2 separate regions of the Homo sapiens genome follow, and region 2 is linked to region 1. A link is an interaction called in ENCODE POLR2A ChIA-PET data of the cell type or tissue named here. Cell type or tissue: PC-3. All regions are shown on one strand. Each heading gives the region's core, and the rest is flanking DNA. Links, peaks and the distances in the headings are about the cores only. Region 1 has its middle 3.5 kb from the start of TRC-GCA6-1. Region 2 overlaps NEK11 (NIMA related kinase 11).

What was found. ChIA-PET counts read pairs that join two places held together with the same protein. Peaks named below come from ENCODE experiments on the same cell type or tissue, not always from the same donor. Only the 100,000 strongest peaks of a DNase experiment are listed, where the experiment ranks them.
Region 2: POLR2A ChIA-PET joins it to region 1 with 7 read pairs; 2 of 35 experiments call an interaction of 5 or more read pairs at or near these places.

The regions. Positions count from the first base shown.
Region 1 is chr3:132,222,930-132,228,318 of GRCh38, forward strand. No RefSeq gene overlaps it. Among named protein-coding and RNA genes, the nearest start is that of TRC-GCA6-1, 3.5 kb to the right of the region's middle. In PC-3, for the core only: no CTCF peak of the experiment used is centred there; a DNase peak (open chromatin) is centred at 2,982; H3K27ac peaks cover 1,337 bases.
Region 2 is chr3:131,317,724-131,323,112 of GRCh38, forward strand. The region is part of intron 17 of NEK11 (NIMA related kinase 11); the gene reads left to right. Among named protein-coding and RNA genes, the nearest start is that of NUDT16-DT, 61 kb to the right of the region's middle. In PC-3, for the core only: no CTCF peak of the experiment used is centred there; no DNase peak of the experiment used is centred there.

The sequences.
Region 1 (5,389 bases), core at 118-5,117:
GGGTGTAAGGAATCTGGGTATTTAAACAACAATTTCTGTCAGTCATTGTTGGAGGTATGCTCCCACAGGCCATTAATTCTCTGGCACATTCAGCTTGCCATGAATGAGTGCAGAATAGGCTCTGGCTGCCAGAAAAACCCTTGGGAAAAGAGATGCAGAAACTGGCAGTTGGAATCCCGCCAGCGTGAAGTATTGTGGTAAATGCTAAGAGGAAAATTGGCAGAGCATCCACAGTGTCTGCTACACCTGAGTACCCCCAGAACCTAGAGCTTGAAGCTGAAGCTTATGTGCTATATTTTTTCAGAGAGTGCAATCCCTGGGAGCAGGAGTTAGGTAAAAGAAGGTGCAGCCAAAAAACAGGGTTAAGTTAGCTCAAGGTTGTATTTCCAAGCTGGCCATCACGTGATAACAAGCGCAACTGATTGCTTAATCTCATAAAGCTCCCTCTCAAGAGAGTGTATGATATACTGCATCCCGGGACAATCTGTCCCAAGGAGAAGAATTTACCCCTCAATGTTTGTATCTCATTGGTGAAAGGTTTTCCCCATGGTGCATTAACTCCTCAACCTTTCCAGATTCCGCATGTGGGACACCAAGTGGGTCTCATGGATTCACACACCTCAAATGCAAGAGGGAAGCCAAGAGTGGGAGGTGAGTGGCATCCAGTGCGGGCAGGAGGTAAAGGACAGTAGGGATTTTTGTCTGTGTGCAGTTTGTAGAGCCCACACATTTGGTTACTCACTGACAGCCAGGGAAGAATTGGTGGCCAAAGGCCTTAGAAATAGTCAAGGCCAAAAAGATTTGACATGCTGCTTAAGATAAGCCTGATACATATGTATTCCAATTTTTGTTAAATATTTACACACAAAAACAACCCACTCACATTCACGTGCCTGAACACAACTACAAATAAAAAAGACAACAGTTAAAATAAAAACAGTGATTTAGATCCAGTCAAATTGTATTTTTTCTACCTATATTCTTTGATGTATGTTTAAAGTTTTATACAATAAAGGTATTTTGATTTTATAGTGGGAAAAGATCACAAAATCACATGGACAGGTTTAGAAAGGAAGACAGAGCAGTAAACACTTTTTTTCAAAGTAAAAAAAAATGGTTAAAAAATGATTCTGTGTTTTACTTCATAGGCATAGACAAGGTAGTCTTCATTTCAAGGTTGAATCTTTCAAAAAATTGTTTAGAAAAACAAAAATAAGTTGCTTTTTAAATATGAGATGCCCAATTCTTGTCTCATAATAAATTACCATAGTTTCTAAATAATTTGAAATATATTTGTTTATACAGTCACATGCCACATAACAAAGTTTCCATCAACAACAGATTGCATGTATGTCAGTGGTCCCATACGATTATAATGGAATGAAAAATTCCTATTGCCTAGCGAAGTCATAGCCGTCATATCATTGTAGGGCAATGTATTACTTACACATGTGTGGAGATACTGGGATAAACAAACCTACTTTACTGCCAGTTATATAAAAGCACAGCACATACAATTATGTACAGTCCATAATACTTGATAATGACAAAGCGCTATGTTACTGGTGTACGTATTAACTATATTATACTTTTTATTGTTATTTTACTTATTTATTTATTTATTTTGAGACAGAGTCTCGCTCTCTCCCAGGCTGGAGAGCAGTGGCGTGATCTCGGCTCACTGCAAGCTCCGCCTCCCGGGTTCACGCCATTCTCCTGCCTCAGCCTCCGGAGTAGCTGGGACTAAAGGCGCCCGCCACCACGCCCGGCTAATTTTTTGTATTTTTAGTAGAGACGGGGTTTCACCGTGTTAGCCAGGATGGTCTTGATCTCCTGACCTCGTCATCCGCTCGCTTCAGCCTCCCAAAGTGCTGGGATTACAGGTGTGAGCCACCGCACCCGGCCTTTTTATTGTTATTTTAGAGTGTACTCCTACTTATATTAAAAGAAAAAAAAGTTTACTGTAAAATAGCCTCAGGCAGGTCCTTCAGGAGGAATTCCAGAAGAAGGCATTGTTATCACAAGAGATGACAGCTCCGTGCATGTTATTGCTCCTGAAGACTTTCCAGTGGGACAAGATGTGGAGGTAGAAAACAGTGATGTTGACAATCCTGACCCTGTGTAGGCCTAGGCTAATGTGCATGTTTGTATCTTAGTAACCAAAAAGTTTAAAATGTTAAAAAACAAACAAACAAATTGACTCTGTGTGGTGGCTCACACCTGTAATCCCAGCGCTTTGTGAGGCCAAGGCAGAAGGATCCCTTGAGCCAGTTCAAGACCAGCCTGGGCAACATAGTGAGACTCAGTCTCTATTTCTTTAAAATAAAAAAAATAAAAATTTAAAAATTGTAAAAATTTTTAAAAGCTTACAGGATAAGGATATAAAGAAAGAAAATATTTTCTACATCTGTACAATGTATTTGTGTTTTAGGCTAAGTATTATTACACAAGAGCCAAAAAGTTTAAAAAAAATTTTTAAAGTTTACAAAGTAAAAAAGTTACAGTAGCTAAAGTTAATTTATTATTAAAAAAATAAATTGTTAAAAATAAGTTTACTGTAGCCTAAGTATATAGTGTTTATAAAGTCTACAGTAGTGTACAGTAATGGCGTGGGCCTTCATATTCACTTACCACTCACTCAGTGACTTACCCAGAACAACTTCCAGTTCTGCAAACTCCATTCATGGTAAGTGCCCTATACAACAGTAGTATTTTAATCTTTTATATGGCATTTTTACTGTGTCTTTCCTATCTTAGGTATGCTTAGATACATGAATATTTACCATTGTGTTATAATTGCCTACAATGTTCAGTACAGTAACATGCTGTACAGGCTTGTAACCTAGGAGCAATAGGCTATCCCGTAGAACCTAGGTGTGTAGTAGGTTTGTGTAAGTACATTGCTATGATGTTTGCACAATGAATAAGTCACCTAACAACACATTTCTTAGAACCTAGCCCTGCCGTTAAGTGATGCATGACTGTATATCTTGTGAAAGAAAAATGAACTCTCAGGGACTCCAAACTCACTATGCCAAAGGGAAAAGTTAAGCTTGGGAACTGAGTCATGCAAAACTGTCTCCCATTTTGTTTCTAAATAGATAGCTCCAAAGACAGAAGTTCACATACCACCCTAGGAGGCCTCCCTTACAATTTGCTCAGAAGGAAATTCCTTGTGGGTCCCAAGATCTTTACCTTAAAACAGTGTTCTATGGAATTTTACCCTGACAATATAAATCAGTGTTGTCTGTATTTTCACAGGTACAGGACAAAGATAGGACTAGAAGTCATCCCTCTGCTCACCTGAGACAAATGCATATTTGACTGCTTCCTCCACTCTATCTTTACTTCATCTTATGTAAAAATTCATATTCACAGAGCAAGAGATGAATGCATAGTTGACTATTTCTCTACCCCCTCTTTTCACATGTAAAATGTGAATTCAGTGAACCCTGCACAAAGCCTCAGAGGAGTGCAAGCACTTGCCTCTTACCTACTCTCCTTCCCTTTTTCTGTCCTCCTTCCCCTACTGCCTGCTCTTTCCCCTTTAAATACTGAAGTCCCTAAATCCTCTTTGAAAACAGCACAGATCACAGATGTTACTGTGATTTTGTGTTCCTTTTGCCCAGGCACATCCTCAACCTTGGTGAAATAAACCTCTAAATTGATTGAGACTCACCTCAGTCATTTTCTATCCTCAGCAATTTTCAAGTATACAATACATTTTTATTAACTATAACCACGATGTTGTAGAATAGACCTGTTGAATTTTTCCTCCAGTCTAAGTGAAATTTTGTATGCTTTGACCAACATCTCCACAACCTACCCCACCAAACTGCTCTCAGCTTCTAGACACACACATTTTCTTTTTTTATTTTTTAACTTAATTTTTTGTTGTTGTTGTTGTTGTTTTTTGAGACAGAATCTTACTCTGTTGCCCAGGCTGGAGTGCAGTGGCATGATCTCAGCTCACTGCAACCTCTGCTTCGCCATGTTGGCCAGGCTGGTCTCAAACTCCTGAGCTCAAGTGATTGGCCCGCCTTGGCCTCCCAAAGTGCTGGGATTACAGGCATGAGCCACCGCACCCAGCCCTTAATTTTATTTTATTTTAAGTTCCAGGATACCTATGCAGGACATGCAGGTTTCTTACATACGTAAATGTGTGCCATCATTGTTTGCTGCAACTATCAACCCATCACCTGGGTATTAAGCCCCGTGTGCATTAGCTATTTATCTTGATGCTCTTCCTCCCCCTCGCCCTGACAGGCCCCATTGTGTGTTGTTCCCTTCCCTGCGACCATGTGTTCTCATTGTTCAGCTCCCACTTATGAGTGAGAACATGCAGTGCTTGGTTTTCTGTTCTTGTGTTAGTTTACAGAGGATAACAACTTCCAGCTCCCTCCATTCCCTGCAAAGGACATGATCTCATTCCTTTTTATGACTGCATACACTTTCAATACTAAGTCATAACACTCAAATGGAAGACCAGATTTCACTATAGTCTACTCTTACTGCAGACCCTTTTCTTGGTCTGGGATCCACTAAAACCTGACAGTCTTATGGGTTATTGTTATCTGGTAAATATACCAGAGAAGCACATCAAAATACATTGCCACCAAAATCCAAAGTGTCCCACCAAGCAATGGGCCTTGTTCTGTGTGGTGAGCAGTGTAAGGCATAGCTACATCTTTCACTTTAGAAGGCATATGCCGATATGCCCCAGATGCTGGACTCCTAAAAGTTTTTTCTGTTTGTTTGTTTTTTGTTTTGTTTTATTTGAGACAGAGTCTTGCTCTTGTCTCCCAGGCTGGAGTGCAGTGGCACCATCTCAGCTCACTGCAACCTCCGCCTCCCTGGTTCAAGCAATTCTCCTGCCTCAGCCTCCTGAGTAGCTGTAATTACAGGCGCCAGCCACCACGCCTGGCTAATTTTTGTACTTTTGGTAGAGACGGGGTTTCACATGTTGGCCAGGCTGGTCTCGAACTCCTGACCTCAGGTGATCTGCCCGCCTAGGCCTCCCAGAGTGCTGGGATTACAGGCGTGAGCCACCACACCCGGCCCTAAAAGTTTTACCAGTGTAGCAGAACCTTAAATCGTTGCAGCCTTATCTTCCACCCCTGATGTGATATGAAAAAAAATGGCACATTATCCTTGTGACAGCTTTTCTAAAAATTCACAACCCCAGTCTAATCATGACAAATCCAAAGTGAGGACATTCTGCAAAATATTTAACCAGGATTTTTTATAAATGTCAAGGTTAAAAGAAAAATGACAAAAACAAGAAAAGACTGAGAAACTGTCACAGTCTGAAGAAGACTGAGACATTACAAAGATAGCAACTAAATGCAACATGGTATCCTGGATTGAATCCTGGAGCAGAGAAAAAAAA
Region 2 (5,389 bases), core at 298-5,297, 910 kb before region 1:
TGGGTGACATAGTGAAACCCCTGTCTCTACCCCCACCCAAGAAGAAGGAGAAGGAGGAGGAGGAGGAGGAGAGAAGGAGGAGGAGAGGAGGAGGGGGAGGGGAGGGGAGGGAACGAGAGAAAGAAATGCAGAATCTTAGGCCCTACTGCAGACCTCATTTTTAAACAAGTTCCCCAGATGAGAAAATCATATCCAAACTGTCCGTCCTCCTCAGTATGTCTGACTTGCTCCACTCTGCAGATTTCCATGTATTCCCAACAGTCTGCTTCCAACTTAAGCCCATTTCCTGCTTTCTTCAGATTCTTCACTGTCCTTCAGTCTAATTTTTCCTCTATCTCTTCTCCCATTAGATAAAATACTAAGGTAGAATGATGGGAAAGAAAGGAGGAAGAGGGGAAAGAGGGAAGTAAGGAAAGAAAAATTGAAGGAAGGTGAAGAGGAAGAAGAGGTGGGAAGGGAGATAGGGAAGGAGGGAGAAAAACCTACTTCAGTTGTGCCATAGTATCATTGGCGTTCTTGAGCTCTATTTCAATCCCAAACAAATACATAAACACAAATATATCCCATTCATTATTTCCATTTTAAAATGAAGCAGTTACTTTCATACAGAAGAGAATGTTAATTAGTGTGATAATTTGGAGAGCAATTTGGCAACGTCTGTTCAAATTTTTTAAGTGAAAATTCTCTTTAATTCAGCAAATTTCAGAATTTATGCTATATAAATACTTGTATAAATGCACAAAAACATATATCAAAGGTATATACTTACAGAATTTTTTTAATAACAAAAAGCTATAAATAGCCTAAAAGTATCAATAAGAGTTGTTTTGGAAAGTCAACATATATCTCTGCAAATGCATACTGTCCTGGCATTAAAAAGAAGTGAGAAAGATCTGCACACGCTTGTGTGGTGAGCTCTCTAGAGTATATTGTTAACCGAGAAAAGGAAGATGCAGAACAATAGGCATATATGATCTCATCCATATGTCATTGTTTAGTATGCGTGTGTACATGTGTATATATATATATATATATTTATAAAACAGTTGATAATTTATAATATTTATATCCAATGGCATATTCTATAGCCATTACAAAAACTATTTTGGTAGAAATTTGAATAACTTAGGACATTCTGGTGATGTAATGCTAATTGAACTAATGTAAGCAGGACATTAATATCATTTTTTATTTTTGACCCACCTTTCTTGAGCATTTTCCAATATGATTAAATATTCCAAAAACATCATTAATTTCTCTATAATATAATATTGTACTCTTGGGTTTTTGGGTTGTTTTCAGTTTTATAACTCATATATAATGTTGACATAAACTTTTTTTTACCTAATGCTATTTTCAAATTTCAGACTAAGATAAATATCTTGTAATTACTAGTTCATAGATGTGACCTTTTATTATAATTACTAGTTCACAGGATTCTTACTTATTGCCAAATTGATTTCCATACTCCACAAAGATTTTTAATATAATCAATTTTTTCTAATGTGACTTGTTATTAAAAGTCATTTATTTAACAAACTTTTACATTTGAAAGAAAATACTTATTAATGCCTACTGTGTGCTAAGCTCCCTTGGCACTCACTAGGCACATCATTACAAATAAGCATGATTCCTACTTTACTACTCAAAGTGTGATATTGGGCTGGTATGGGAAAAACAGACATTGAAACACACAATTACACTGTGATGCAGTTCAGGCTGTCATAGAATTATGCCCAGAGTGCCATGGAGACTCAGCATGCTTATAGTATGATTGTAATAATTAACCAAAAAGGGACTACTTTGCTTTGAAATATTCAAATACTCTCCCACCTTCCAACTAGAGTGGTGGTAACTTGGTGGTGGGTCTGTAGGGGAAATATCTTCTCTTCTTACTCCTATCAGAGTTTACCTGACTGTGACAAGGAAGTAGAAAAGAAACTTGCCCTAATTTTTGGTGTCAAAGTCTAGCACCATTTATATCTACCTTTCTTTCACACATGCAAAAAATAAATCTCCTTCAAGGACACATACATTCATCCTGAATCTATAACTGAACCTTACTTTCTAATACACTATTCTTTATGGTGGCTTAGAATACAAAGATGGTTATCTAGCCTCTGAAAACATTTTTTTTTAATTTCATAAAAACAAGTCTCCAAGTAAAATAAACAATGCAGCCTCCAGAAACAGCACTTTCTATTTTTTCAATATTTCTTGTCAAGAAATTCTAAACTAAAATATTCTAATTAATCTGAACTGTATGAAATTGCCCATATTTGACTTGTTTTTAACCTGTAAAAATGGCAATTCCATATAGCTCAACATAAAACCTGTGATTTAATTCTTTTTTTTCTTCCCCAGGATTGCCCATATGTTAGATCTTATCAAAACTGTTTTACAACAAATAATTTCTGCAGTACCTTCCCCAGATACAAAGAAAATAAAAGAAAAATTAAATTATTAACACAGGTTTATGCTTGGTTGTCACTTTCTAGTCAGATCATCAGTAAAATAAAATTAGAATGTAGTAGTACCCAAATTAAAGAGAAAATGGTTTCCTGCTTAGTTAAGCAAAGAAAATTCTAGCCAATGCAGAATTAGAAGTCAGGAGTAAATGTGGACAAGGAGATCCAGCAAACTACCAAACAAACTGTGATTCATAATCTCCATCTCATGCAAGGCTGGTGTTCTCCTCTTAAGACATAGAACAGTAGACTAATTAATACTAACAATGTGTTAAAAATCAAAACTATTATTAATGCAAATCTGTCCTCCAGAGATGGGGAAGAGGAGGGAGAGAGAGAGAGAGAGAGAAGGAAAGACAGCTGTAGCCTGAAATTGATGGTAACTCCTTCTACAGTACCTTTACCAGATTTAAACTCATATTGTAAAAAAGAAAGCTTAGTATTTCAGTAGAGGATGCTGTATGGGAAACAATGCCTCCCAGCTTAGAAAGCTGGCCTGATCCTATAAGAATGTCAGAATTCTATGTCAATGCTAGTTCATAAGGCAATCCCATTTACAATAGCGAGACAAAAAATAAAATACCTGGGAATATATCTAACAGAGGAGGTGAAATATCTCTACAGAGAGAACTACAAAACACTGCTAAGAAATCATAGATGACACAAACAAATACAAAAACATTCCATATTCATGAATTGGGAGAATCAATATTGTTAAAATGGCAATACTACCCAAAGCAATCTACAGATTCAATGCTATTGCTATCAAATGACCAACAGAATTTTTTCACAAAATTAGGAAAAAACTATTATAAAATTCACATTGAACTAAAAAAGAGCCCAAATAGCCAAAGCAATCCTAAGCAAAAAGAACAAAGCTGGAGGCATCACATTACCCGGCTTCAAACTGTACTATAAGGCTACAGTAACCAAAACAGCATGATACTGGTACAAAAACAGACACATAGACCAATGGAACAGAATAGAGAACCCAGAAATAAGCCTCACACCTACAGCTGTCTAATTTTTGACAAAGTCTTCCAAAAATAAGCAATGGGGAAAGGACTCCCTATTCAATAAATGGTGCTGGGATAGCTGGCTAGCCATAGGCAGAAGAATAAAACAGGATCCCTACCTTTTACCATATATAAAAATTAACTAAAGATGGATTAAAGATTTAAATGTAAGACCTCAAACTGTAAGAATTCTAGAAGAAAACCTAGGAAACACCATTCTGGACATCAGCCTTGGGAAATAATATATGAATAAGTTCTCAAAAGCAATTCCAACACAAGCAAAAACTGACAAGTGGAACCTAATTAAATGAAAAAGCTTCTGCACAGCCAAAGAAACTATCAACAGAGTAAACAGACAACCTACAGAATGGGAGAAAATATTTGCAAACTATGTAATAAAGGTCTAGTATCCAGAATCTTTAAGGAGCTTAAATAATTAAGCAAAAAACCAAATAACCCCATTTAAAAAATGGGCAAGACATGGACACCTCTGAAAAGAAGACATACAAGTGGCCAAGAAACATGAAAACATGCTCAACATCACTAAATATCAGAGAAATGGAAATCAAAACCACAATGAGATACCATCTCACATCAGTCAGAATGGCTATTATCAAAAAATCAAAAAACAACAGATGCTAGTGAGGCTGCAGAGAAAAGCTAAGGTTTATACACTGTTGGTGGGAATGTAAATTAGTTCAGCCACTGTGGAAAGCAGCTTGGAGATTTCTTAAAGAATTTAAAACAGGAATACCATTTGACCTAGCAATCCCATTACTGAGTATATATCTAAAAGAAAACAAAGTGTTCAACCAAAAAGACACATGCACATGTATGTTCATCGCAGCACTATTCACAATAGCAAAGACATGGAATCAACCTAGGTGCTCATCAGTGGGGGACTGGATAAAGAAAATGTGGTAAATATACACCATGGAATATGCTGCAGCCATAAAAAAGAATGTAATCATGTCCTTTGCAGCAACATGGATGCAGCTGGAGACCATTATTCTAAGCAAATTATTGTAGGAACAGAAACCAGATACCACATGTTGTCACTTATAGGCAATGAAGACCACTAGAGGAGGGAGGAAGAGAAGGGGAAAGTGTTGAAAAACTGTTGAGTACTATGCTTGCTATCTGGGTGATCGGGCCATTCATATCCCAAACCTCAGCATCACACAATATACAGTATACCCATGTAACAAACCTGCACATGTATGCATGCCCCCAAATCTAAAATAAAGTTGCAATTATATTTTTAAAAAGCTAGTTCATAGTTGTAACTACTTTCTAGAGTCTTGCTACTATAAATGTAATCACTGCTCAACATCACTAATCATCAGAGAAATGCAAACCAGAGCCTGTGTTTCTCGAACTCTAATGTGTATATGAAGAACTTGGGGTCTCATTAAATGCAGATTGTGATTAGTAGGTCTGAGGAGGGGTGAGAGATTCTGCATGTCTAAGCAGCTCACATGTGATGCAATGCTGCTGGTGGGATCACGTTTCCTTGAGGCTTCAGCAGAGCATCCTTGTGATGGCCTTGGCTCCTCTTTTCTAAATTGTCAGTCTGACCCTGTGGGTCACATACTGAGCACTGATGAAGAGGCCCCCGCTCCCCTTCATTGTCCTTGCTCTCTCCTTGTTTGAATCTTTCCTTCTGTAAAATGGGATTAACAAACCCATGTAGAGAGTCCACTGAATGGCAGAACCTTAGACTTTCCAGTTAGAGGAAACTTTGGAGATTATATGATCTAACTTGTTCCCCTCTCCCCTGCATCACATCTTATGTCTGAAAGCCCATGCCTGAGATCCTACTCACTGAGTGTGCAGTTGTTATTCTCATCTCATTCCATCAGACCTAAGAAAGCTTGGCAGAATAAGGGCCTCTTGCAAATGTTT